Linked DNA regions of Homo sapiens: region 1 is linked to region 2. A link is an interaction called in ENCODE POLR2A ChIA-PET data of the cell type or tissue named here. Cell type or tissue: OCI-LY7. All regions are shown on one strand. Each heading gives the region's core, and the rest is flanking DNA. Links, peaks and the distances in the headings are about the cores only.

Region 1 (12,544 bases), core at 3,435-8,434, 290 kb after region 2:
GCCCAGACTGTGTCTGTCACTGCCTCTTCTGAGGGACTGGCTGGTGACCCTGGCAGTAGCTGGGTTCATAGAGATTATGATGGGCTTAGTAAGGTGTTTCCAACTTTGTTTTTTTTTTGAAATAAGGTCTCCTGCTTCCCAAGGTGAAGGGCAGTGGCGGCATCGTAGCTTACTGCAACATCCAGTCCTGGGCTCAAGAATCCTCCCACTTCAGCCTCCCAAATAGCTGAGACTATAGGTGTGCCACCACACCTGGCCACATTAAAAAAATTTTTGTAGAGATGTGTCTCTTTATGTTGCCCAGGCTGGTCTGGAACTCCTGAGCTCAAGCGATCCTCTTACCTTGGCATCCCAAATTGCTGGGATTGCAGGTGTGAGCCACCATGCCTGGCCCTGTTTCCAACTTCTTGATCTCTTTTCTGACTGCCTTAGAGCAGGAAGCCACATAAAGTGCTCTATAGAAAGGATGCCTCTTTCTGGGCCTAGATCTTCATTTATTTTTATGTATTCAGTATTATTCAGTGCTTTCCATGGTTAGGCAGAGCTAGGTCTCAGTGAGTACGTCTTAGATGCCCAGAGGTGGTGGAATTCCCATCACAGAGAACCAGGATCCTTCTGTCTTCCACACTGACTGACTCCATCACAGCTTAGATCTCTAGGACGCAAGCTCTACTGTGAGCTGCTTCACCAGAAGGTTCTCCCACTCAGCAGTTCCCAAGCTGTGTTATCACAAATAGTTGTTGATTTTGTGGGTTAGGAATTCAGGTGATGCCCAGCAGGGAGAACTTATTACAAATCAACAAAGGTCTTTTCTCCAAAAACTATATATCCAGAAATACGGCCCATTAAAAAATGAGTCAAAACTTGAACAGGCATTTCCGAAAAATGAATATCCAAATTGCCAACAAGCTCATGAGAAGGTGCTCAACATTATTAGAAAGCAGAAAGTTAAAAACCCATAAGATCCTACTGTATCCCCACTAGAATGGCTGACATTGAAAGGACTGACAATTGCTGGTGATTTATGCAGTAACTGGAACTGTCATGCATTGCTGGTGGGAAAGCCACTTTGGAATACTGGCAGTGTCAACTAGAGCTAAACATACATCTACCCAGGACCCAGAAATCCCACCCTATAGGAATGAGTCTTAATGGATTCCAAGAGCCAGGTATAATGATGCCAAAAGCAGCTTTATTTTAAATAGCCAATAACTGAAAACAATCCAAATTCCATGAATAGAAGAATGAACAAATAAACTGTGGTTTATCAACATAATTCCATCATTCATATAATGGTATATTTACTCTGCTATAATGAAAATAAACATGCTAACACTATGTGCAAAAACATGGATGGGTCTCACAGAAGTGTTGAGTAAAAGGATCCAGACAGGAGAAAGGACACACGATCTCATTCCACTTACACGAAATTCAGGAGAGGGAAATGAGTCCATGGTATCAGAGGTCAGATGATTGGTGACCTTGGTGAGAACTGGAAGGTTGCCTATTGAAGGCTCCTGGTGCAGTGCTGTAAGTTTTCTCTCTTTATCTGGGAGGTGATTCCAGAAGAGTATCCAAGTGGAAAAGCCCACAGAGTAGCACACTTAAGGCCTATGCACTGTATGTATTACACTTCAATGAAAAGCATGCTTGGCCAGGTGCGGTGGCTCACGTCTATAATCCCAGCACTTTGGGAGGCCGAGGCGTGTGGATCATGAGGTTGGGGGTTTGAGACCAGCCTGACCAACATGGTGAAACCCCGTCTCTACTAAAAATACAAAAATCAGCCAGGCGTGGTGGCAGCGCCTGTAATCCCAGCTACTCAGGAGGCTGAGGCAGGAGAATTGCTTGAACCCAGGAGGCAGAGGTTGCAGTGAGCTGAGATCACGCCACTGCACACTCCAGCCTGGGCGACAGAGCAAGACTCCGTCTCAAAAAGAAAAAAAAAAAGCATGCATTAAGGCCTGTGCACTGTATGTGTATTACACTTCAATGAAAAGCATGCTCATATGTCTTACATTATTTGTGTGCTTGTGTTGGTTTGCTTTCCCTCATAAGATGTCAACGTCCTCAGGACATGTGTTTTTGTCTCTTCTTGTTCGCTGATGTAACAGGTGTTTGCATATCACCTAGGACAGTCCCTGAGCATAGCAGGTGCTCACTGAATAGTTATTAGGCAAATTATAGGCTCTATCTTAATGGTGTCATTTCAAATTCCCTTTAGATTTTTATTTATGCCTACTTCTTTGGATAGGTGAGATTGATGGGCACATACACTCTTAGGTTCTGCAGTTTTTTCTCTTTAACATTTTACCTAAGAATCTGTACATGTTGGCAGTCTATATGCATGCCTATTTCTAGCATTTAATGGCTATCATTACTTCCTGTGGATAAATTATAGTTTGCTTAGTCATTCTTACCCTATTGGGCATGTGGATTTTTCTCATTTATTTATTTTTAGAACAGAGTGATCATGTTTAAACTAATTCCTTCTCTGGTTTTTGGGTACTTTATTTGAGTTGGTCCCCAAAGGCAATTACTACAAGGCAAAAGGTGAGAATGGTGTTATGGTATTATCATAGATAAATTGCTCTCTAGAGAGAATAGCTTTTTTTTTTTTTTTTTTTTTTTTTTTTTTTTTTTTGATGTGGAGTCTTACTCTGTCACCCAGGCTGGAGTGCAGTGGCGCGATCTCAGCTCACTGCAACCTCCGCCTCCTGAGTTCCAGCAATTTTCTTGCCTCTGCCTCCTGAGTAGCTGGAATTACGGGCGTGTGCCACCACCCTCGGCTAATTTTTGTATTTTTAGTAGAGATGGGGTTTCACCATATTGGCCAGGCTGGTCTCGAACTCCTGACCTCACGTGATTTGCCTGCCTCAGCCTCCCAAAGTGCTAGGATTACAGGCTTGAGCCATCGCGCCCAGCCCAGAGAGAATAACTTAATTCATGGTGACACCTGCAAGTCACATGGATCTTTCTGCACTACCTTAGGTACTTGAGGGATTGCAGTTTCATCTTATAATATTTTTATAGGTTTATAGAATACCTTCAAGTTTTCTACCTTCACCTTTTTTGTTTATAGTGTGTGCATGTTTCTGCCAATGAATCACAGTCTATGAATCTACCCGTCCTTGAATCTCCTGTATAAAACTCTCTGTTTACCCATTCTCTACCTGTGGCTTAGTCAACTCCTGGAGAAAGGTTAAAGAATGATCTTGTGGCAGTCAAGACCTTCTCTCTAATAGGCACAATGTAATTAATTATGATTCTGTTCTAGGTTTCCTGTGGCATAATGTGATGGTCAATTTTCTGCATCAACTTGACTGGGCTAAGGGATGCTCAGATGGCAGGTAAAATCATTGTGCTTGTGAGGGTGTTTCCAGAAGAGATTTGCCTTTGAATCAGAAGACAGCAAAGATTTCCTTCAGCAATGAAGGAGGCATCCACCAAACTGTCAGGGCCCAGAGAGAAGAAAAAGACAGGAAGGGTGAATTTGACCTCTCTGACTGGGACATCCATCTCTGCCTATCCTGGGACCTCCACACTCCTGGTTCTCTGGCCTTCAGACTTGATCAGGGACTAACACCATCGCCTCCCACCCCCACCTTTGTTCTGAGGCCTTTAGCCTCTGAATGATACCACTGGCTTTCCTGCTTCTCTATCCTGCAGTCGGCAGATCATGGGACTTCTTCACTCCAAAATTGTGTGAGCCAATTCCCATAACAGATAGATAAATTTATAAATAAACACACAAATTTCCTACAGCCTTATCTTAGTGGTGTCACTTCAAATTTTGAAGAACCCTGACCTAGTACACATAGCAAAAAACAACAACGACAACAACAACAAACAAAAACACACACACACACAAAAACTCATCATCAATAAGTTTTAAAAAATCAAACACAAGATAAAACGCTGCAGCATATCTATTACCTGGGGGCTTTTCTATATGGAAAGCACTTTCTGAGATGCCTTGCAGTAAACTCCAAGGAGATTTTGAGGGAAGATATTCTCTTTTCTCCTGGTAAATCTCCCTGTTGATGATCATTATTTTAAAGACTCCAAAGATGAAAACATCTGCTTGCACATTTTGTCGATTCATTTTGGGTGAGGGTCTCTGGCAGGCTTGGAAGGGTGGGTGAACAGTGGAAGGGGGCTGCCTCTGGTGACTAGCATCACTCATATCCATGTCTGTGGCAGTCATCAGGTGCTTATTATATATTCGACTTTTGGCCACCCCTAATGGGGGTGTTAAATGCAGGAAGAGTCCAGTCAAGTCATTGCAAATTGGCATTGACTTTTGGGACCTTTCTACACACGATAGTCAGGTAGATACCTTCTTTTTAAATTTGACTTGTTATTACTTTTTTTTGAGACAGGGTCTCATTCTGTCACCCAGGCTGGAGTGCAGTGGTGTGATCACGGCTCATTGCAGCCTCGACTTCTCAGGCTCCAATGATCCTCCCACCTCAGCCTCTCAAGTAGCTGGGACCACAGGTAAAGGGCCACCATGGCCAGCTAATTTTCGTATATTTGGTAGACAATGTTTCACCATGCTTCCCAGGCTGGGTGGATACTTTTCAAAAATAAGTTCAGTTCATCCTGCCTAGCCTTGCCCCAGCAGCTCTAGAGGAATTACCCACTCTGGTGCTGGGCTCAGGCTGCCTGTCTCTGGAATAATGTGCTCAGAGCTGCAGGGTAGGCCTGCTGTCTGACTGGCAGAGAGAGTCCCATACTCCCTACCCTGTACCCTGAAAGATCAAGGCTGCCCAGCCTGTCCACCTGGTAGACCATTTCCCTGCCCAATTCTCCTTCTCTCATTCCTGATGTGCAGCTTGATGCCTGCAGGGACTGTGCCAGCTGAGATTGTCTCTAGGTCCTCCCTTCTGCCAGCTGGTGTCCAGGGAAGTGGGTCCTTTGGCCTGCTTCCTGCCACCAGAATTTTGAGGACCTTGTTTCTCCCACTGCAACTTTTGACCCATTCCTGGGTTTCTTTTTCTTTTTTTTGAGACGGAGTCTTACTCTGTCGCTCAGGCTGGAGTGCAGTGGTGCAACCTCAGCTCACTACAACCTCCACCTCCCTGGTTCAAGCGATTCTCCTGCCTCAGCTTCCTGAGTAGCTGGGATTACAGGCACCCGCCACCAGGCCTGGCTAATTTTTTTGCATTTTTAGTACAGTCGGGATTTCACCACGTTGGCTGGGTTTTAGACTAGGGTTTCTTCACCTCAGCAGTACTGTCATTTTGGAGGGCAAAATCATTTGTTGTGGGGCACTGTCCTGAGCATTGCAGGGTGTTCAGCATCCTACGCAAACTCTACCCACTAGATGCCATGGGCGCTTCCCAGTGGTGACAATTAACAAAGTCTCCAGACAGACCTACATGTCCCCTGAGGGGCAAAGTTACCTCCACTTGAAGACCAGTGGTGTGCTGGATGGATACTAATATTAAAATAATAATAATAATAATAATAGAAATCATAATATAACTCATGTAGTTAAGGTAAGTCCTTTTTGATGGAACATTTATTTCAGTTAATAATATTTGTGTATGTCTGTCCTGGTAGTTTTTTTTTTTTAACTTTTTATTTTGATTTAACATGAGAGTTTGAGAAATTTACAAAACGAATGAATACAAAGACCTCTGATTACCCCAGATTCTAACGTTTCCACATGGGCTTTCTCCTCCCTCCCCAAGTCCACCAGCCCCTGCTCCCCACCTTTCTGTCTCTCTTCCCACCCAGCAAGCTCCCTAGGAGCACAGCACCACTTATGACAAAAACATCATTTTCTTTTCTCTGAGGCGGTATTCCTGACGTTTGGATTTAGGCTGATAAGTGACAGTGAGTTATAATCATCCTTGCCTGTGTTGTCCTTCCCACGTTAGGTCTGTCATGCCACGTATGTCCGCAGTTTATAACAATCTCTATCATACATTGAAAAGTTTTGAAAACTTATCCAGTGAATCCCTGAGCACCAAATGTTCTTTTGTGTTATTTTTCTTTATTAGGCTATTATTACTTTATTCAGAATCTCTCTGTTTTAGAGAGAGCCTTTCTTTCTTGCCTAACCTAGAGTGCAGCGGCGCGATCATAGCTCAGTTCAGTCTTGAACCCCTGGACTCAACCAGTTCTCCCCCGCCCTGGGCTTCTGGGCGTCCTGATCTCTCTCCTGAAACCCACGGGGCTGGGAGGTGGGAGGAGATCCTACTCCTAGCCCCATGAGCGCGCTCCAGGCCTCCAGATTGGCCCGTTTCGGGGGCAGGGCGGGCCGTGGGGCGGGGTCGCAGCAAGGCTTCCCCTCTACCCTCTCTGGGCCTCTCACAAACGCTGAGCCCCGCCCCGCTGAGGCCTGTCTGCAGAATCCACAGCAACCAGCACCATGCCCATGACACTGGGGTACTGGAACATCCGCGGGGTGAGCCAGGGTCCGCTGGGCGGTGGGACGGGGGTGCGTGGGGGCGGGGAAGTGTGGAGCAGCTGCAGGACGGGCTCTAGGGACGGTTCCTCTTCAGGGCTGTCCCTGACAGCGGGGTCTGTGCTTGCCGCTGTCTGTGCGTGTGGCTGGGCGTGCGGGGTGGGGGCGGGTGAGGCAGGAACGAGAGGAGGAGATGGGGCTCCCCTTGTGCAGAGTCGTCACAAAGTCAGGGACCCTCCATCTCTGACCCGAGCTGTGGGCCATCTCTCCCAGCTGGCCCATTCCATCCGCCTGCTCCTGGAATACACAGACTCAAGCTACGAGGAAAAGAAGTACACGATGGGGGACGGTAATGGCACCCTCGAGTCTGGGCCCTGCCCCCTCACACTAAGTTGGCACCAAGCAACCGATAGTGGCCACCTGTGGCTGACTCTGCAGGCCTCCCTTGCTGGAACTGCAGGCTGTCCCTTCCCTGAGCCCTGGTGAGGGAGCTCCTTGCAAGGCAGAATGCTGGGGCGGGATGCTGGGCCCCCGTCTGGGTAATTATGATGGGTGTCCCTCAGGGCTTGCCTAAACCCTGGAAGCCTTAGCTGTGTGGGGTCCAGAGCCCTCACTGGAATTCTTTTTCTCTGAATCCTGGGATGTGGGACTGAGTGGTCAGATTCTAGATCCACCTGTCTCAGGGGTCTTGCCACTGGCTCCTTGGGAGGGTCCCCAGGAAGGAGGGCTGGGCTTTGGGGAGGTTTGTTTTCACTTCATCTTCCCCACCACAGCTCCTGATTATGACAGAAGCCAGTGGCTGAATGAAAAATTCAAGCTGGGCCTGGACTTTCCCAATGTAGGTGCAGGGGAAGGGGCGGTTTTGGGGGAAAGTGCGACGTGTCTCTGACTGCATCTCCTCTCCCCAGCTTAGAGGTGTTAAGATCAGGAGTCTTCTGCCCAATTCCTCTCACTCTTGGCTGTCTACACAGCCCTTGCATGATGTTCTGTGTCCCAGCTCATTTATTAGTGTGACAGTATTTCTATCTCAGGCCTGCCATGAGCAGGCCCTGGTCTCCTCTTTGCCCTTGCATATGGGAAGGGGATGCTGGGGAGCCTGGTGGCCCAACTGAGCTTCCCCGGTTTCCCATCTATCCAGCTGCCCTACTTGATTGATGGGACTCACAAGATCACCCAGAGCAACGCCATCCTGCGGTACATTGCCCGCAAGCACAACCTGTGTGAGTAGATTTGGTTGCAAGATGCGGGGAGGGACCGTGGCCTCCTCCTCGGCTTGGCTGGGCTGTGAGGCTGAGAGTGAATCTGCTTTACGAGGGTAGGCGGGGAATCAGAAAAGGAGCAGATTCGCGAAGACATTTTGGAGAACCAGTTTATGGACAGCCGTATGCAGCTGGCCAAACTCTGCTATGACCCAGATTTTGTAAGTCCCCCCACCCCACTCCCAGTCTCCCCTTCCCTACTCCCAGTCTCCCCTTTCCCTGCAGAGTTTGTGTCCAAAATTGATTCCTTCTGGTGAGTTCTTGGTCTTGCTGACTCTAAGAATGAAGCCGCGGTCCTACACGGTGAGTGTTACAGTTCTTAAAGATGGTGTGTCCGGAGTTTGTTCCTTCAGATGTTCAGATGTGTCCGCAGTTTCTTCCTTCCGGTGGGTTTGTGGTCTTGCTGACTTCAGGGGTGAAGCCGCAGACCTTCGCAGTGAGTGCTACAGCTCTTAAAGGTGGCGCGTCTGGAGTTGTTTATTCCTCTTGGTGGGTTCATGGTCTGGCTGGCTTCAGGAGTGAAGCTGCAGACCTTCATAGTGAATGTTATAGCTCATAAAGGTAGTTCAAACCCAAAGAGTGAGCAACAGCAGGATTTATGGTGACGAGTGAAAGAAAATACACTTCCACAGCCTGGAAGACAACCTGAGCAGGTTGCTACTGCTGCTTGGGAAGGGCGGAGGTGGGGGGGGAAATCCCTTATTTGGCCCCACCCACATGCAGATTGGTCCATTTTACAGAGAGCTGATTGGTCCATTTTACAGAGTGCTGATTGGTCCGTTTTACAGAGTGCTGATTGGTCTGTTTTTACAGAGTGCTGATTGGTGCGTTTACAAACCTTTAGCTAGACACAGAGCGCTGATTTGTGCATTTACAATCCTTTGGCTAGGCAGAAAAGTTCTCCAAGTCCTCACCTGACCCAGAAGCCCAGCCAGCTTCACCTCTCATTTTGATCAGGAGCCAAGACTGTGGTCCTGCCAAATACACGGGTCCTGTTTTCTGTTTGAACTCTTTAGTGCTACTCATCCTTCAAGCTATTTCCTATACTGCCACCAGAGTGACCCTCAAACCCCAAAGTCGTGTCAAATAAAACCTCTAAATCAATTCCCCACCAATCTACTTATAGAATCCTGACTCCCCAGGGTATGAATTCACTCTCTAGACAGTAATGGTTACTTCCAGAATCCCTTCCATCTCTGACCCATGACCTGTGCTTTGGGCCATCTCTCCCAGTGGTTTATATCATCTGCCTGCTTTAGGAATACACAAACTATGAGGAAAACAAGTGCAAAACAAAGGAGTAATGGCACCTGAAATTTTGGTGTCTTCCGAGTGCTCTCTTGACATACACTGAGATCAGCGAATTTTCCTAACAGACAGCTTAGGGGCAGCCAGAGGCTCTTTTTCCCCCTCCTTTCTTCCACTTATCCTCTGAATATCTCCTCATCTTTCCAGAAACCACTCAATGTCCATTGTATTCTACTGCTGCCCAACTAGGAGGAAATTTCTACTTCTTTCTCTGAGCTCCTTTAGTTCTTTGCATCCTTGATTCTGCTCATATCTGGTCCAGAGCCTACCAGGTGCTCAGGTGCTCCTGGGGCTGACCCAGAGGTTGTTGGGAGGTCAGTGGGGACAGATTTAGGGACAGTGTCACATTCCGCTCTGCCATCCCATCACCTCAGAAAGACTCCAGCTACCCAGTTGGAGTCTAATAAATGCTGATGTATCCAGCTGAAGCCTGGACAGTGACCCAGTTCCAGCTGTGGGGAAGATGACTGCTTGCCCGCGGCCAGCTGGGGCCATGCACAAAACTGGGAGGCCGCATCTGTGCAGGGAGCTTGTGTCTGAGGGTGTTGACAGCTGTTTTCTGCCTCAGGAGAAACTGAAACCAGAATACCTGCAGGCACTCCCTGAAATGCTGAAGCTCTACTCACAGTTTCTGGGGAAGCAGCCATGGTTTCTTGGGGACAAGGTAATGGGGGCGTGTGATGGGGACACCACAGATTTGTCATACTTCCTATATTATGGAGGTTTCAGCCCACATATCCTTGGCCTTATCCAGATCACCTTTGTGGATTTCATCGCTTATGATGTCCTTGAGAGAAACCAAGTATTTGAGCCCAGCTGCCTGGATGCCTTCCCAAACCTGAAGGACTTCATCTCCCGATTTGAGGTGATGCCCCCAGCCTCCTTTCTCTTTATGTCTCTTATTCCTTTCCCTCCTTTGTGATGCTTTCCCAGTCCTGGAGCTACACAAAGAATAACTCACATTTTTGGCCATGTGCGGTGGCTCACGCCTGTAATCTCAGCGCTTTGGAGGCTGAGGGAGGCAGATCACCTGTGGTTAGGAGTTTGATACCTGCCTGCCCAACATGGCAAAACCCCATCTTTACTAAAAAAAAATACAAAAATTAGCTGGGCGTGGTGGCGAGCACCTGTAATCCCAGCTACTTGGGAGGCTGAGGCAGGAGAATCACTTGAACCTGGGAGGTGGAAGTTGCAGTGAGCCAAGATCGTGCCACTGCATTCCAGCCTGTATGACAGAGTGTGACTCCATCTCAAGAAAAAAAAAAAAAAAAAAAAAAGGAGCCGGGCATGGTGGCTCACACTTGTAATCCCAGCATTTTGGGAGGCCGAGTTGGGTGGATCACCTGAGGTCGGGAGTTCGAGACCAGCCTGACCAACATGGTGAGACCCCTGTCTCTACTAAAAATACAAAATTAGCTGGGCGTGGTGGCACATGCCTATAATCCCAGCTACTAGGGAGGCTGAGGCAGGAGAATCTCTTGAACCTGGGAGGCGGAGGTTGCGGTGAGCCAAGATCGTGCCATTGCACCCCAGCCTGGGCAACAAGAGTGAAACTCCATCTCAAACAAAAAAAAGAAGAAAAGAATAACTTGCATTTATTGAGTGCTGGCTTCATGCCACGAACTGTACCCAGCACATTATACCTATTGTGTTGAATTTGAAATTTACAACATTCCTACAGGGTGGTAGAATTATCTCCCCCATTTTAGAGACAAAGAAACTGAGAATGAGAGGGTCAGTCCTTTGCTCAGGGTCCCAGAGCCAGTGGAGGCTGTGCTGGGCTCCCTGCGAGCCTCTGGATCTATGGTTGGCAGTCAGGGCTCTCCGTTTTGTGACAAAAGAAAAGCCTCAGGCCTTGTCCAGCCTGGGTTTCATAGCCCAGGACACTTTGGAAGAGGCAGAGCACTTCAGGACCACGGATGCAGCTGGCAATAGTAGGACTGACACACAGTAGCATTGATGTTCAATACTGAACCCACAGGCAGTATTCACAGCTACACCCAGAAACTTTGTATGATTGAACCCCCATGTGGGGAATCCTGAGAGCCAGGGCTGTGGCTGGAGCTGGATTAAGGTACATATGTGGGTGCCCCTGTTGAAGGAGCTTATGCTGAAATGCCCTGTGCTGGAGCACTTTCCTTCTCTACCTCTTTTTTTTTTTTTTTTTTTGAGACGGAGTCTTGCTCTGTCACCCAGGCCGGAGTGCAGTGGAGCAATCTCGGCTCACTGCAACCTCTGTCTCCTGGGTTCAAGTGATTCTCCTGCCTCAGCCTCTTGAGTAGCTGGGATTACAGGTGTGTACCACCACGTCCAGCTAATTTTTGTATTTTTAGTAGAGATGGGGTTTTGCTATGTTGGCCAGGCTGGTCTCAAACTCCTGACCTCAGGTGATCCACCCACCTCAGCCTCCCTAAGTGCTGGGATTACAAGCGTGAGCCACCGCGCCTGGCCTCTTCCTCTCTTTTTTTCCCTCCAATGTTCCAGGTGTTCCCCCTGTGAGATGAGTAGCACGCTGATTTTACTCCTGTTCACTGACCTTCTCCTCTGCATGAGGCAGGGTGTGAGGCACAGTGGGAGATGCATAGATGACAGCCCCATCCTGGAAATGAGTGCAGTGAGAGGCCTGCAGGCAGAGCAGCCTGTGAAGTGTGTGCTGAACTTGTTTGAGAGCAGCAAATCCTACATTACTACAGATTTGGGGATTTGAGGCATTTGTCCAACAGGCTTCTGAGCCTTGAATCTGTTTCCCTTTTCCACTCCCCATCAAGAGATCTGCTTGCTCAGCTAGTTCCCATCAGCTCTGGTTCTGCGGTTCTGGTCCAGGCTGAGTGGCCTTGGAGTTAGGTAAGAGGTGGTGGGAAGGGAGGGATGGAGGAGAGCTGAGAGCTATGGCCCGTTATGTGCCAGGGTCAAGCCTGTCACCCAGGCTGGAGTGCATTGGTGCGATCTTGGCTCACTGCAACCTCCGCTTCCTGGGTTCAAGCAATTCTCTGCCTCAGCCTACCAAGTAGCTGGGATTACAGGTGCCCGCCACCATGACCAGCTAATTTTTGTATTTTTAGTAGAGATGGGTTTTCACCATGTTGGCCAGGCTGGTCTCCAACTCTTGACCTCAGGTGATCCACTCGTCTCGGCCTTCCAAAGTGCTGGGATTACAGGTGTGAGCCGGATGTTTTTGAATACCTTATCTGGGCATTCAATCCTGGTAAGATTGTGCACAGCACATCTGAGTGTCATGTAGCCTGATCTGCAGCAGGGCTGGAGATGCCATGGGTTAGGGCACAGTGAGATTTTGCTAAGATACCAGATGGAGAACCTTGGACTTTCTGCTTTAAGGGGAATGATTAGAGCCTAGTCTCGCCTTTGATTTTCTTGTGCACTGCCACTCCCCATTCCACTTTCATCCAGGTTTTACTGAGACATTGGGTGAGTGTGTTCAGAGCCCCTTTGTTCTGCTGGAGGTCCCTTCTGTGTCTCTATACCCAGACAAGCCAAGAGCCTCCCTGTGGAAAAGGAGACTGTTTGTGCAGTCAAGGAGTGACAGGGCCTGGTGTGAGGG
Region 2 (16,918 bases), core at 4,574-9,573:
TTCTCACAGAGATCACTGTGTCATGTATGTCTGTCTTTTTCTTCTCCTTGCCGTTGGTTCTTCATGAAATTCATTTTTTCAGTACCTTATCTACCAAAAACTATGCATGAGGAAATGATTCTGGATGGATTACTATAAGAGTCTAGGGAGTCTCAGAAAGCCATATGAGAAATCTTGGAGATGGCTGGGCACGGTGGCTCACGCCTGTAATCACAGCACTTTGGGAGGCTGAGGCGGACGGATCACTTGAGGTCAGAAGTTCGAGACTAGCCTGGCTAACATGGTGAAACCCCATCTCTACTTAAAATACAAAAATTAGCCGGGCGTGGTGGTGCTTGCCTGTAGTCCCAGCTTCTTGGGAGGCTGAGGCATGAGAATTGCTTGAACCTGGGAGGTGGACGTTGCTGTGAGCCAAGATTGCACCACTGCTCTCCAGCCTGGGTGACAGAGCAAGACTCTGTCTCAAAAAAAAAAAAAAAAAAAAAAATTCTTGGAGATACCAACTATCTAAGATAAATGGGTAAATCATGGAAATTAGGGTACAACTCAAATTTTAGAAAAAACTGAACTATGCTTAAAGAAATTCTACTGAAAGTTTAAAAATTAATCAAAATAAGAAATTTACAATTTGCTTTTCAGCACCAAGATTTTATTTCTTTAGGCTTCTAATATAACTATCATGTGCCTCAATGCTATGACACATGCATTATGGAATACCAGGGGGCAGGAGATGTTGCCCCTGCTCTTGTTCAAGCAGGATAATAAGACAGCCAGGCAACAAGTCCTGATTTAAGACCAGGGGCCAATGTATCCTCAGCGTGTCCTCCTAGTGGGAGCCCAGCTGTATATCAGGAGGGATAAGGAGCTGACTGATCCTCCTTCCATTCCCCCAATCCTGGCAGTACCTCCTTTGTGGCAGGGGCAGGGACCAACAGATGAACAACCATGAGCCCATGGGCACCACAGTCCCTCAACACACCTGTAGGAAAGGACACAGGAACAATACAATTTGGAGGAAAAGTGCCAGGATGTTTTTAATGGACATTTTCTGTTTCTATATAGGGGTTTCCCCAAGCATTGTGCGCTTCCCTTCTCAGTACAGAGCACTTTCATCTTTCTTCTTGCTCATCTTGATGCTAAGCAGCCACCAAGGACTGAAAAGGTGTCCATCTTCCCACCGTGGAAGAAGGTGGTCAGAAGATGTTCCCGGCCAGGCGCAGTGGCTCATGCCTGTAATCCCAGCACTTTTGGGAGGCTGAGGCGCGTGGATCACCTGAGGTCAGGCGTTCAAGACCAGCCTGGCCAACATGGTGAAACCTCATCTTCACTAAAAATACAAAAAATCAGCTGTGCATGGTGGTGGGTGCCTGTAATCCCAGCTCCTTGGGAGGCTGAGGCAGGAGAATCGCTTGAACCCGGGAGGTGGAGGTTGCAGTGAGCTGAGATCATGCCATCGCACTCCAACTTGGGCAACAAGAGCGAAACTCCGTCCCCACCCCCCCGCAAAAAAGATGTTCCCAATTCTAAAGCAAAACCAACACAACTACAACTTCCTGAAAGTCTGTCTTGCAAACATGTGTTTTCTGTGATTGAGGCTAAAGACAGTTTCAGGAAGAAATGATATTAGGTGCTTAACCCTTCCCCAAATCTGTTATCATCTTCTTGCTGGGCTGAAATAACAGACTCAAAATATGACTTACCCCAGTGCTATCTCCAACCCAGGACAAGGATACTGAGCCTCTGAGATCATCAAACACATGCTATAAGGGGAAAAAAAATTAATTTAGAAATGACAGCCACTCTCCTTCAATCTTTGGCTTCTTTAAATATCTGAACTTTATTACTGTTCAGAGTAATTAAGTTCATAATTACAAAGTGGGTATGGATTCCCAGTACAAAATTTGGGAGGGATGGGATTTAACTACTTAATGTGAATCACAAATAACTTGGAAATTTAAATTCTCTCTAACACAAAGTAAGCCAAGCAGATGAGTTTTCTTTACTGCACCAGATGGGGAGATGGGAGATGGGACAATCTAATTGCTTTCTCCAACAGAACTAAATATAAAGGTATAGCAAAGTATTTTTAGGATGCTTTAAAACAAAAGATCATAGCCCACACTGGCAGGCGTAATTGTAACCAAATCAACATAATTTAAATTTTTCTGGGCATCCTTTACAGTATAGCTGAAAAGTTCGTAACTGGATTCCTTTTACTTCTAGTCTAGCTCACTCAAAAATGACAACGGGCAGAAGCAAGAAGCAAATGCCTTTGTTTCACCTTTTTATTTAATAACAATAGTAATAATGATAATAATAAAACAACCTTACTAGAGTTGCAGTGAGAGTAAGGAGGTAAAAAAGGGAAAGCTGGTATATTATATCCAAAATATAGTAAGCATGTTAAAATATAGTTATAATAATCATTGTAGGTGGTTTTGGGTTTTGTTTTTCAAATACTTCCTTTCTCTACTTATACAATAATATATATTCATTAAAGAAGATGTAGACAATTATAAGAACGCATAATAAAGATAAGTCACTCATAATCCTACCACATAGAGATATTCAAGGTTAATATTATATGTATTAATACAATCGTCTGTTCTCTATAATTTTTGTAACTGATAAAAAAAATAAAAATTCCAAAGAGGTAATAACTGCACTTGGCAAAAATTTCAAACCATATAGAAATTACATACTATATAGAGTCTATATAGCAAAGAGTGAAGATCCTTCTCTTTTCCAGGCCACATGCTCACCACCCAAGCCCCATTTCTTAGACAGTTTAATAGTTCAGTATATATTTCTAATAAATGTGGATGATTATGCTTTTTTCTTAAGACTTATAATCTTACTAAGATTTTAAAATCTTAAACATGCCTTGCCCTCCCAGATATGAGAAGCTCCTTGGAAGCTGGGGAATGTAACTTTATACTTCTTGGTACTCCCTGTGCCTTCCACAGGAATACTTTGCACACTCAGTAAGCATTTGTTGAAAATGATTACACATCCTCCCCAAACCACAAACTCAACCTCAAAATAGAACATGTCTATAAATGGTTGGGATGCCAGCTACTTGGTCACTCAAGCCACCAATCCCACATAGAAATCTAAAGAAACAGAACTCAAAACATGAACTGTTTTGTTTATCTTCGAATTTTCTCTTGCAGTCTTGAATGGGCTTCCGAATTCACGTATGTGATTTCCCCTCTGGACCGTAAGTACCTTTGATGTCAAAAGAATCTCTTACACAATTTTTGTAAGTTAGTACAATCAGTGCCTCACGCAGGTCTTGCTCCGTAAATAATGGTTAACTCTCAAATGCTCGGCAGAGCTTCTCACAGCCTCTGCAGGAAAGAAGGGCTATTCAGACATGCAGGCTTGCCAGGCATCTGAGAAAAAGTAGGGCTGCCAGAGCTTCTGAAACCAGAGGCTTAAAAACTGACATAGCAGTGTGTCTTATATGATATTTCACACATAGCAAAACCTCACATTCTCTTGAGTGAGGATAGTGTCTGAAATGACATCAATGAGGTCCTTCAGGAAAAACAGGAACATCCAGAGCTACCACAAGCACCAGGCAGATCACAAGGGCTAAGATCACAGTCATCTAAACACAGGTTATCTTTCCAAGGAAGGTCCTTGTCATAACTAAGAGAAAAGAAAAAGTCCATCAGTTATGGCACTGGAATTCGTGGTTGTCTTCATCAGGCTGTAAGATATCAGTCTTGAGCCAATCAGGACTGCAACTTTTACTTTTCAGGCAATGCTCTACACAGCCGACCCAGTCAATGCAGACTGGCATTACCCACATTTTCCTATTGCTCAACTACAGAATGAGGAGGATTATCACGTGTCACCGGCAACTCTCAGCTTCACTGAAACAACTGAAATGGTAATGGACCTCACTCATCATCCAAAGAGTTCCTTTGGAAATGTAGGCCAGATTTACTAGCAAAACTGTGGTTTTCTACTGCCCTTAAGCTGTCCCTCCCACCCACTCCAAATAACCAATGAAGATTTGCTTTTGAAAATGGGCAAACTCACTGAAAAACTCATCTACCTATAGCAAATGTAATTAATTTTTTAATATTTCAGTCTCTAACATTCTTATACTGGTGAAAGTTAAAAAAGAAAAATGAAATGAGATGTTACAGCAGGCCCAAAGGTTAAGCAGAAAGAAAAGGTCATATGGAAAGGAGATAAATCCAGGAGAGCTAGGGACCCAAGAGTACAGATTCAATCCTGCCACTTCAATGGGAGAAAAAAATACGGATGTCCAGGAAAGGGCAGACAACCTGGTCATGGTTAGGAGACAGAATTCACAAGTCAGCACAAAGCCATCAATCCTAATCCAGAATCATTTCTAATATTTAAGACAACGTACATGTCATTCTACACTGCAGTGGCATCTTAGATCTTTCAAAATATGTATTACAGCACTTTTAATTGTAGCCACAAGAACCTTGCCTGTCCTCCCCACTAGACCTGAGGTCCATCTGGTAAAGGAATCAAGCCCATACATTTCAGCAGCTAACACACAGCATAGTGCACAGTGGGCACGCAATAAATATTGAATTCTTTAAGAACTACTTATGAAGTTTTGAAAAAGATGACGCCCAAGTAAAAGGATAAGGCCAGGCCCACTTAACTTCCCCATGACAGACATGAGTATGAAATGTAAAAGTTCATTTCTGGGTGGACTTCTGCTTCTGGTCAAGATGGAGTGACAGGGATCACATTTACCTTTCTACCGGAAACAGCTAATAAAAAACAAAACAAAACAAAACAAAAACACAGAATGGGCCGGGCGCGGTGGCTCACACCTGTAACCCCAGTACTTTGGGAGGCCGAGACAGGCGGATCACGAGGTCAGGAGTTCGACTGAAACCCCGTCTCTACTAAAGATACAAAAAATTAGCCGGGCGTGGTGGCGGGCACCTGTAGTCCCAGCTACTCCGGAGGCTGAGGCAGGAGAATGGCGTGAACCTGGGAGGCGGAGCTTGCAGTGAGCCGAGAGCGCGCCACTGCACTCCAGCCTGGGCGACAGAGCGAGGCTCCGTCTCAAAAAAAAAAAAAAAAGATACAAAAAATTAGCCAGGCGCGGTAGCTACTCGGGAGGCTGAGGCAGAGAATTGCTTGAACCCGAGAGGCGGAGGCTGCAGTGAGGCAAGATTGCGCCACTGCACTCTAGCCTGTGCGACAGGGCAAGACTCCATCTCAAAAAAGAAAAGAAAAGAAAAAAAAACCCAAAACGACAGAATATATGAAATGACTGTTTCCAAGATATTGGACACCAGGCACAAAGGACGACGATTCCTGAAAGACAAGGAACTGAACAAGGAGGACCCTACAGCTAACTGGCTTACTGCCTGGAGAGAATTTCAGGCACAGTGCAGGGGAGGGGCACCCAGGCAGAGTCCAGAGTTCTTCCTAAACTGAAGAGAGGAAGCTGATATATCGTCTGGGGAGGCCAAAGAGGTTCACAGGGCAGAAGATTAGAGAAGAAAGACTTACACAGAAAAAAAATTCTGGAGATCTGAGCAGGGGGCCTCCCCAGCCACCCCACCAAGTCTTCAGCTGAACACCCATCAGCACACGCATGTGAGGAAACTACCTGAGGCCAGGGAAATAATTACCTGAAAGGACGGCAGAGAACAATATTCAGACCTCACACAGGAACAGGAATAATTCCTGTTACCAGCAACCATAATAGGAAACCTCGTTATTTCAAGGAAATTGGGTAGAGTACTCAGAAACATTTACCTCTGTGGTAAAGAAAAATAACCCCAGACTTAACGCTGTGCCGGTCCCGCCTAAAAATGCTTAAAAGCAAGACCCAAAAGGATCAAACTGTTTCCAAGTAACCAGTGTTCCAGAACAAAGTTCAAGAATATTTAAAAGAATACAAAAATATCTAGCACCCAACAAGCTAAGACTCACAATATCCAACTGAAAAATCATCAGGTGGGTAGGTGCAGTAGCTTATGTCTATAATCCCAGCCCTTTGGGAGGCCGAGGTGGGAGGATCACTTGAGGCCAGGAGTTCAAAGCCAGCCTGGGCAATGTAGCAAGACCCCCATTTCCACAAAAACAATTTAAAAAAATCAGCTAGGCATGGTGGCACATGCTTGTAGCCCTCGCTACTTGGGAGGCTGAGGCAGGAGGATCTCTTGAGCCCAGGAGTTTGAGGCTACAGTGAGCTATGATCATACCACTGCACTCCAGCCTGAGCAACAGAGCAAGACCCTGTCTCTTAAAATAAATTTTTAAAAATAACCAGGCACGCAAAGAAGAAATCAGGACCCATAATGAAGAGAAAAATCAAACTAACTCAGAAATAACAAGATAATTAGTAGATAAGGACATTGCAACAGTTGTAACTGTACTCCACAAGAAATTAGAGAATGGATTGAGAATGTTAAAGAAAAAAAATTTTTTTAAAGACTTAAAATTTTTTAAAGACCCAGTGGCTCATGCCTATAATCCCAGCATTTTGGGAGGCCAAGGTGGGCGGATCACTTGAGGTCAAGAGTTCGAGACCAGCCTGGCCAACATGGTAAAATCCCGTCTCCACTAAAAATACGAAAATTACTAAAATACTAAAAATTAGCCAAGTGTGGTGGTGGGCACCTGTAATCCCAGCTACTCAAGAGGCTGAGGGAGGAGAATCACTTGAATCCAGGAGGCAGAGGTTGCAGTGAGCAGAGATTGGACCATTGCACTACAGCTTGGGTGACAAGAAAACACCGTCTCAAAAAAAAAAAGAAAGAAAGAAAAGAAAAAGACTTAAATTAGACTTGTAGAAATGAGTATTACAATGACTGAAATGAAAAGTACACTGGATAGGGTGCTGTGGCTCATGCCTGTAATCCCAGCACTTTGGGAGACTGAGGCGGGCAGATCACCTGAGTTCAGAAGTTTGAGACCAGCCTCACCAACATGGTGAAAACTTGTCTCTACTAAAAATACAAAAACTAGCCAGGCGTGGTGACATACACCTGTAGTCCCAGCTACTCAGAAGGCTGAGGCAGGAGAATCGCTTGAACCTGGGAGGTGGAGGCTGTATTGAGCCAAGATTGCACGACTGAACTCCACCTGAGTGACAGAGTGAGACTCCGTCTCAAAAACAAACAAACAAAAAAACAAACACTGGATAGGCTGAACAGGAGATTAGACACTGTAGAAGAGGTGAGTGTGAACCTGAAGCCATACCAACAGAAACTATCCAAAGTGAAACACAGAGATAAAAAAAGACAAAAAATGAACAGAGCTATCAATTCAGAAGATGTTCTACAATTTCTACAAATGTTCTTAAAGTTGTTCTACAGCTCAGCGATGGCTCTGTTCATTCTTTTTGAAGTAGAACAACTTCAAGCAGCTGATTATATATGCAATCAGGGCATCTAGAGGAGGCTGGGCTGGAGACAGAAAAAAAAGTTAAGATATAATAGCCACGGTGGCTCACGCCTGTAATCCCAGCACTTTGGGAGGCCAAGGCGGGCAGATCACGAGGTCAGGAGATCAAGACCATCCCCGTCTCTACTAAAAATACAAAAAATTCGCCGGGCGAGGTGGCGGGCGCCTGTAGTACCAGCTACGCGGGAGGCTGAGGCAGGAGAATGGCGTGAACCCCAGGGGGCGGTGCCTGCAGTGAGCCGAGATCGCGCCACTGCACTCCAGCCTGGGCGACAGTGAGACTCCGTTTCAAAAAAAAAAAAAAAAGATATAATAGCCAAAATTTCCCCAAATGTGATGAAAAGGATAAACCCAGAGATCCAAGAAGCTCAGAAACCCTAAGCTCAAGAAACACGATGAAAAATACACCAAAGCACATCATATCATAGTCAAATAATCTAAAATCAGCAATAGAGAAAAATCTTAAAAGCATCCACAAAAAAGATGACATTACATACAGAGAAACAAAGAATGATAGCCGACTCTTCCTACAATGCAAGCCAGACAGTGGAGTAACATATTTAAAGTACTGGCAAAAAAACAGTCAAGCTGTAATTCTATAGCAAGTGAAACTATTTTTCAAAAATGCAGGTTTCACAATGAGATACCATCTCATACTAGAAAGAATGACTATTACTAAAACATCACACACACACACACAAAAACAGATACTGGTGAGGCTGTGGAGAAAAGGGAGTGTTTATACACTGTTGGAGGGAATGTTCAGCCCCTGTGAAAAGCGATTTGGAGATTTCTCAAAGAACTTAAAGGGCCGGGCGTGGTGGCTCACGCTTGTAATCCCAGCACTTTGGGAGGCCGAGGCGGGCGGATCACGAGGTCAGGAGATCGAGACTACGGTGAAACCCCGTCTCTACTAAAAATACAAAAAATTAGCCGGGCGTGGCGGCGGGCGCCTGTAGTCCCAGCTACTCGGAGAGGCTGAGGCAGGAGAATGGCGTGAACCCGGGAGGCGGAGCTTGCAGTGAGCCGTGATCGCGCCACCGCATTCCAGCCTGGGCAACAGAGGGAGACTCCATCTCAAAAAAAAAAAAAAAAAAAGGAACTTAAAAGAGAACTATGATCTGACCCAGCAATCCTGTTACTGGGTATATATCCAAAAGAAAACAAATCATTCTACCAAAAAGACACATGCACTATGTTAATTATAGCTCTATTTACAATAGCAAAGACATGGAATCAACCTAGGTGCCCATCAGCAGTGGATTGGATAAAGAAAATATGGTCTATATACACCATGTAATACTATGGAGCCATAAAATGAATGATATCATGTCCCTTGCAGCAACATGGATGCACATGGAGGCCATTACCCTCAGTAAATTAACACAGAAACAGAAAACCAAATACCACATGCTCTCACTTATATTGGGAGGTAAACACTGGGTACTCATGGACATAAAGATGGCAACAACAGAAACGGGATTATTAGAGGAGGGACGCAGGTGAGTACTGGTAAACTAACTTTTGGGTACTATGTTCACTACCTGAGTGATGGGATCATTTGTATCCCAGCATCGCACAATATACCCAGGTAACAAACCTGCACATGTACCCCTAAATCTAAAAGTTGAAAAATGCAACTTTCAAAAAGGAAAAGTTCTGTGTTTCTGCACTTGTCCATTGCTCCTCAGCATTCTATTGTGGGTGTTTCTTTTTGACAGCCACAGGGGACAGACTATACCAGTGAAAAAGATCTGAAAGACAGCCTAAGTCCCATCTTTCACTGTAAAACCAACCATTCTGGTTTGTAATTATCACAGCTCAAAGTGATCTCCTCTTCCTAAGCATTATCCTCACAGCATTCACAGACACTCCTGGTACTATAACTATTTATATTTATATATAAATGTAAACTATATGTACATGTAAACTATACATGTAGAACTATTTACATATTTGTCTTCCTCTCAAATTATGCTATAAATTCTTAATGGCAGACGCTATAATTTGGTATTACCCATCAGGCCTAGCACAAGGTCTTATATTTATTAGATGCTCCACAAACATCTCTGTAAAAGTCTATCACAAACTCCTGCTACTAACATTATTTCTTTTTCTTAGTATTTTTTTTAACTCATGATAGCTGTTTGTCCTGAACTAACATTATTGATCTGTATGTAATCTTCCTTCTAACACGGTTACTGCTGTCTCAGTAAATAATGGCTGAATAGCGTTTATTCCTATGCTCTTCCAGCCAGCCAAGACACTGTTATACACTGGTATGTGTTCTTAGATGTTCACACATGATGGTGACCTTACTCCTCTCTTTCCCATTGTAGTTACCATTAACTTCACGTAGCTAAACATTGGTAAAGATGCCCTGAACACGTCGAAGTGTTTAGAGGCACTGAGCAGGGGTAGTCTATATAGAAGAGAAATTCAAATTTCAAGTGAAGAAATAAAGGTCTGACTACTGAGATTTAAGCAGAGTTTACAGAGTTGGGAGGCAGATATAAGCAAGAGCAAGGCAATGAGAGAAGGCAGCGGTGCAGGTAGAACACACAGGAAGATAATATGCAAGTATCTTGAAAATTTTCAAAGAACACCACAAATAAAATCTATTAATATCACCATCTAGTAAAATGCTGAGTATACAGTAAATGCTATTAAGACTTGTTAAAATAAAAAAAGAATTTCAGGCTGAGTATGGTGGTTCATGCCTGTAATCCCAGCACATTGGGAGGCTGAGGTGGGAGGTCACTTGAGTCCACGAGTTCAAGACCAGCCTGGGCAATATAGTGAGACCCCGCCCCCATCGCTACAAAAAGTTTAAAAATCAGCCAGGCATGGTGGTACACACCTGTAGTTCTAGCTACTCAGGAAGCTGAGGTAGGAGGATCACTTGAGCCCAGGAATTCGAAGCTGCAGTAAGCTATGATCATGCCACTGCACTCTAGTCTGGAAAACAGAGAGAGACCCGGTCTATATTTAAAAGAATAATAATAAGAAGAATCTCAAGGTCAGAATAAAGAAAGTTAAGGTTGAAATAGAAGGAAAATAAAAATAGTGAAAAGGAAATATATTTAAGAAGACACTTTAGAAATAGTACTCCTGCTTGAAAGACCCAAAGAAAGCTGAGAGAGGCCACTGGATCACTTAGACAGGAAAGGTGTCTGATGATACATAGGCCTGAAAATAATGAGCCAATAAGTTATGGCTCAATTGCTGTAATCAAGGCAAAGTAAGAAGAATAAATGAAATATGAGCAGAGGATAAAGCTTTGTTGCCAGAAATAACTGAAAGGCGGAATAATCCCTATAGGAAGGGAAAACCCAAAACCTCTGACACAGTATTACCGAAGAATGTTCTATAATATCAAAATAATGAATCATATAAAAACATCTAGTACTATGTTAGAGAGTCCAGCCAACAGAAGGTAGAGTGAATGATATATATATATATATATATATATATATATATATATATATATATATATATATATATATATATAAAGATGTTATGTGTTAGTTGTATAAATGATAATTCAAATGGAGAGTGTGGGGAGAAGTGAAGCATGTTTTGTTTCTGGTAAACAATAACTGGAGGCCAGGCATGATGGCTCACACCACACCTGTAATCCCAGCATCTTGGGAGGCTGAGGCGGGTGGATCACCTGAGGTCAGGAGTTCAAGACCCGCCTGACCAATATGGTGAAACTCCGTCTCTACTAAAAATACAAAAATTAGCTGGGTGTGGTGGCACACACCTGTAGGCCCAGCTACTGAGGAGGCTGAGGCAGAAGAATTGCTTGAACCCAGGAAGCAGAGGTTGCAGTGAGCCGAGACTGCGCCACTGCACTCCAGCCTGGGTGACAAAGTGAAACGCCGTCTCAAAAAGAAAAAAAAAAAATAGCTGTGTTGCTCTAATGTAGCATGCCTAAGAGGCAGATTGTTGGGGTGTCCAATCTTTTGGCTTCCCTGGGGCACACTGGCAGAAAAATTGTCTTGGGCCACACATAAAATACATTAACACTAACAATAGCTAATTAGCTAAAAAAAAAAAAATCATACAAAAAAATCTCATAATGTTTTAAGAAAGTTTACGAATTTGTATTGGGTTGCATTCAAAGCCACCCTGGGCCACATGTGGCCCACGGGCTGTGGGTTGGACAAGCTTCATTTGGCACAAAGAGAACACGATCTGGTCACTTCATATTGCTAAGGAGTCAGCTAAACGTATGATCTAGAAACAGGTCAAAATTAAGGAAAACTATGTAAATATGCTGTTTCTGTGCTTAACAGTCCAAAAGCCAGTACCCTGAGGAGCCCAGAGCAAATACAGTCATTCAGATGACCTAATCCTACCCTAGGATAGGAAGCACAGAAGCCAAGAAGTTTAAGAGTAGCTGGGTGAAATGTCAGCTTGATTCTACCAGGAGCAGATGAGCATGAAATTATTGCCACTTTTGGAAAAATTTATTAATCCCATGACAGAGTTACTGGCGCAGGAATAGACTAATCAATAGAGCAAAACAGATCCAGGAATGGATGAGGTTTCTTTTAGCACATGATAAAGCTAGCATTTCAAGTTAGTGGTATAAGAACACTGGAAAAACTGGCTATTTGGAAAAAAAATAAAATAAAAAGCTGAATTCCTAACTCCCTTCTTAAAATGCCTAAATAAATTCCATATAGGGCGAAGATTTAAATGTAAAAAAATTAAATTATAAAAATACTAGAAATGGCCAGGCACAGTGGCTCACCCCTGTAATCCTAGCATTTTGGGAGGCCCAGGTGGGTGGACTGCTTGAGCCCAGGAGTTTGAGACCAGCCTGGGCAACATAGTGAGACCCTGTCTCTACCAAAAAAGAAAACAAACAAAAAAACAATAGCCAGGTGTGGTGGCATAGCATGAGTTTGTGGTCCCAGCGACTCAGGAGGTTGAGGTGGGAGGATTGCTTGAGCCTGGGAGTTCGAGGCTGTAGTGATCTGTGATGGCACCACTGTACTCCAGCCTGGGTGACAGAGTGGGACCCTGTGTCAAAAAATGATACTAGAAGTATAAGCGAATATTTTTATAACCTTGGAATGGGAAGACCTTTACAAAAATGGTACAAAAATCAGAACTCATACTTAAGGATTTACTCTGACTATGTAAAAAGTTTAAATTGCAAAACACCAAAGAGAAAGCTGAAAAAAACTGGAAAAAAATATTTGTAACATGACAAAGTATTAATATAGAAAGGGTTTCAATTAATATAAAATTATTTGTAACATGACAAAATATTAATATAGAAAGGGTTTTCAAATCAGTAGGAAACAGGCCAAAACCTCAAACAGGTTTTCGGAAAATAGGGAAAGAACATGAGCACCCAATTCATAGAAGGACAAAGAAATGGCCAATAAACATTTGAAAAGCTATTTAATCTCTAAAACAAAAAGAACAGGCCGGTGCAGTGGCTCACACCTGTAATCCCAGGCTTTGGGAGGCCAAGGCGGGAGGATCACTTGAGCCTGGGAGTTTGAGACCAGCCTGGGCAACATGGCAAAACCCTGTCGCCACAAAAAAAAAAAAAAAAAAAAAAAAAAAAATTAGCCGGGTATGGTGGTGTGCACCTGTAGTCCCAGCTACTCAGGAGGCTGAGATGGGAGGGTGGTTTGAGCCCAGGAAGTAGAGGTTGTAGTGAGCCAAGAAAGAAAAAGAAAAATATGACATTTTTGCCTTTCAGACTGGCAAAGATTAAAAGACTTGACAAAATGTATCCAGTGAGGGCATAGGGACCAGAGCACCTTCTTCTACGGTGGGTGGGAGTACATAAATTGCTGCAACTTTTCTGGAGAGCTATTTGGTGATGCAAATAAAAACTGAGAACGTCCGTATCATGTGCCTGAGCAAATCCTATTCTTAGGAATTTGTCATAAGGGGATAATCACATACCTTTATAAAAGATGTCATATGTTGGGGTGATTACTGCAGCTAACAACTATTGAACATTCCCCACATGTCATCTTCTGTGTTAGGTATCTTACACACATTATTATTTAATCCACATAACCCCATGAGATATTACTATACCTGTATATTATAAATGAAGAACTGGAGATTTGTTAAGTAAATTATGTTATGCCATACAACAATATATCAGGTGCTATTAAAAATGTTTCAAGAACAAGGAAAAAAAGAAGAAACGTTTAAAAAAATCTTAAAAAACCCAAAACTAAAATGTTTCAGGTATTTACTGACATTGAAAGATACTCAGAGCATATTAGTAAAAAGCAGGCTACAAAACAGCATGTGACATCATATGTGCATATTTATGGTTACAATGTTATCAGGGGCCGGGCACAGTGGCTCACACCTATAATCCTAGTACTTTGGGAGGATGAGGCAGAACAATTGCTTAAGCTCAGGAGTTTGAGACCAGCCTGGGAAACATAGTGAGACTTTGCCTCCAAAAAACCAACAATAACAACAACAATAAAAACTAGCCAGGCATGGTGGCAAGCACCTGTCGTCCCAGATACACTGTTTGAGCCCAGGAGGTCAAGGCTACAGTCAGCCATGATTGTGCCACTGCACTCTAGTCTGGATGACAGAGCAAGATTGTCCCTTAAAAAAGAAAAAAAAAAGGTATCTGGAAGGATACCCTTTAAAATATCAATAGCAACTGTCTTTAAGTGGTATTATAGAATTGATAGGGGTGCACTCTTCTTTATAGTTTTTCTAGAGTGCATAAATTACTCTCATCCCACCTCCAATTGGCAGAAATCATTTTAAAAATAAAACTATATAAGTAAGCTATTTTTACTTAAAAAAAAAAGGAAGGAAAGAAAAAGTATAAAGGAAAGGGTGATATAAAAAGTACACATAGACCATATCAGTTTATCTATTTATTCTTTTTTGGGACAAAGTCTCACTCTGTTGCCCAGGCTGGAGTGCAATGGCATGATCTCAGCTCACTGCAACCTCCACCTTCTGGGTTCAAGCAAGTCTCATGCCTCAGCCTTCCCAGTAGCTAAGATTACAGGTGCATGCCACCATGCCTGGCTAATTTTTGTATTTTTAGTAGAGATGGGGTTTTACCATGTTGGCCAGGATGGTTTCAAACTCCTGACCTCAAGTGATCTGTCTGCCTCAGCCTCCCAAAGTGCTGGGATTACAGGTGTGAACCACCACGCCTGGACGCATGTTAGTTTATTCTTATTTATATTACACTAGTTAACAGATATACCAGAAGGTTACAGGATAGGTCAAAGAGCCCCTGCTACACTGAGGCACAGGAACATAGGTGGTCTTGATGTAAGGTAGACCTCCTAATATCATTAATGACTGATAACACTAAACTTCCTTTTCAGAGTCACATTCAGAGCCTTTTGTCCATTACCTATTGAACAGTGATTTCTGGTGTCCCAGATGGTACCAACAGCCATCTACTGCCCTCGGTAGGGGAGCTCTGGGAAGCAGAAGTAACTGGCTGGCATTTATAGTTGCCATCTGACTGTCAAATAGGTTTTCAGGAATTCATTATGTTAGAAAGCAGGGGACAGCTTGTACTACCTTCTCTAAAATGCATCCACCTTGAAAACGGATGATATAAGACTCATCCAAGCATTTATTGCCTACCATCTTAAAGCAGGGGGCCCCCATACTTTAGAGTTCATGAATTAGCACAATGTTCATTTCTACGATCGTCTGAATACCCCCTAGGTTCTGTTCACAAGATTCTTCATGGAAACAACCATCTTCCCATCTAATTAAACTAGAAACCAAATTAAATTACTGTTACTATAAGCTTGGAAAATTTAAAGTTGGTCCCAAGAGTCACTGTAGGTTGGAAAAAAATCCAGTCATGAGAAACTTACATGTTTAGTTACACACATGATCAAAAATAAAACACTGAAAAAACTAACACCTGCACTATTGCATGTGGGTCAGTTTTCCCAAGGCAAGGCCCAGCTTAAAAGCCACTTGCTGATGGCCTGACCCCATCAGGAGCAGCCTTTTTGACAAGCAAAGAAGGAAGTGAATTCAATGATGGCATTCTTCACATACCTGCCCTCTTTCAACAAATATGTCTGCATGCCTACCATGTGCTGTGATAATACATGCTCTGAGCTACTGAAGATTATAACCTATCAACAGGCATCTTATGTACAGAAATCTAAAAATAAAGGCTAAACATACTAGACTTTTAATCTACAGAAGTCAGCCTGTCACAATGAAAATAAAACTACAAAAGAACGTTAAGCCTAGCTCAGTAACTAACTGGTTGGGAAGGTAAGCACAAATCATCTTATCTGTTGGGAATCCATTTCCTCAGGGGTAAAACTGAGAATTACAAAGGCAAGGCATCGGTGATCCCATACAGACTGCCCATCTAGGATTAGGCTTCCAAACTCCAGTGAGGCCTAGAACACAACCTGAGTGATGCTTTTGCAGGCAGGAAGAAAATCCTAACAGAATATAGTTCTGTTAAATTAGGCACTGCTAGAATCATAAAACATGAGCCAGAAATAAGATCACAAATGTCCCAGTTCTCATGAAGTCTATTCTTGGAAATGAAAAAATTAACTACAAAATAATGTACAAGTTTCCAAATCTATTTAATTATTCAGAGTTTTCTGAGGGAGCATGATACAGAGGAGAGTACCAGGCTAATAATCAGTCAACCCAAATTTTATTTCCAGCTCTACAAAACGCTGCGTGAAATTGGGCAGCACAACCTGACATCATTACCGAAGTGCGGGGGCTAGAATGACAATCTTTCCAGTCTCTCTAAGCTTTAAAATTCTATGACTCATCAATAATTTAGCCACTCAGTTTGCTTTTCAACTGCTATGTATCTGGGTTTTTGTTGTTTTCGAGATCAGCTCCCTGCTCCACAATAAGCCAGTGTTCAAAGGAGAGGGGCAACAGCAACCTCCATGATTCAGATGCCTCAGCAACCCGGATACTCACCGAAAAGAAGCAAGGAGACCTCTGATGTCACTATCATGCATTAAAAATCTGTGCATTTGACTTCTAAGAGAAATTTGCAGACCATCACTCTAATTCAATTTATTAAACCGGTTAGAATTGTCTAATATTAGAAATCTGCTTTCTCAGCATAGAGAGGAAGCAAATCAAATTTGAGGGTGATATATGTAGAGACAGACAGGGACAACAGCAAGAGGAAGAGGATATTACAAGAGGAATTACAAAGGGAATATCATTTCTGCAGCAAAGAAGCAAACAGGCAGACAATGGCATTAAGTTTATAATCCAGGACATCTGAAATGGGAGAAGATAGCCCCACATATCTCAATAGCTCCTGTGGGTATTAAATGTCATACCACATTAAAATACTGTGAGTCATTGTCTTAGTCCATTTTCAGTTGCTATAAGAGAATATCCAAGACAGGGCAATTTATAAAGAAAAGACGTTTATGTAGCTCACAGTTCTGGAGGCTGTGAAGTCCAAGAGTATGGCATAGGCATCTGCAGAGGATCATCCCAT

The links. ChIA-PET counts read pairs that join two places held together with the same protein. Peaks named below come from ENCODE experiments on the same cell type or tissue, not always from the same donor. Only the 100,000 strongest peaks of a DNase experiment are listed, where the experiment ranks them.
Region 1: POLR2A ChIA-PET joins it to region 2 with 17 read pairs; 2 of 35 experiments call an interaction of 5 or more read pairs at or near these places.

What each region holds. Positions count from the first base shown.
Region 1 is chr1:109,661,734-109,674,277 of GRCh38, forward strand. GSTM2 (glutathione S-transferase mu 2) reads left to right here and starts at 6,324. Exons shown (of 8, transcript NM_000848.4): 1 at 6,324-6,418; 2 at 6,692-6,767; 3 at 7,192-7,256; 4 at 7,557-7,638; 5 at 7,738-7,838; 6 at 9,554-9,649; 7 at 9,740-9,850. The coding sequence starts at 6,383. It also overlaps a transcript of GSTM4 not described here. RefSeq lists a silencer at 6,406-6,575 and an enhancer at 8,091-8,190. In OCI-LY7, for the core only: no CTCF peak of the experiment used is centred there; a DNase peak (open chromatin) is centred at 6,268.
Region 2 is chr1:109,367,830-109,384,747 of GRCh38, forward strand. SORT1 (sortilin 1) reads right to left here. Exons shown (of 20, transcript NM_002959.7): 2 at 1,701-1,760. Among named protein-coding and RNA genes, the nearest start is that of SORT1, 22 kb to the right of the region's middle. In OCI-LY7, for the core only: no CTCF peak of the experiment used is centred there; no DNase peak of the experiment used is centred there.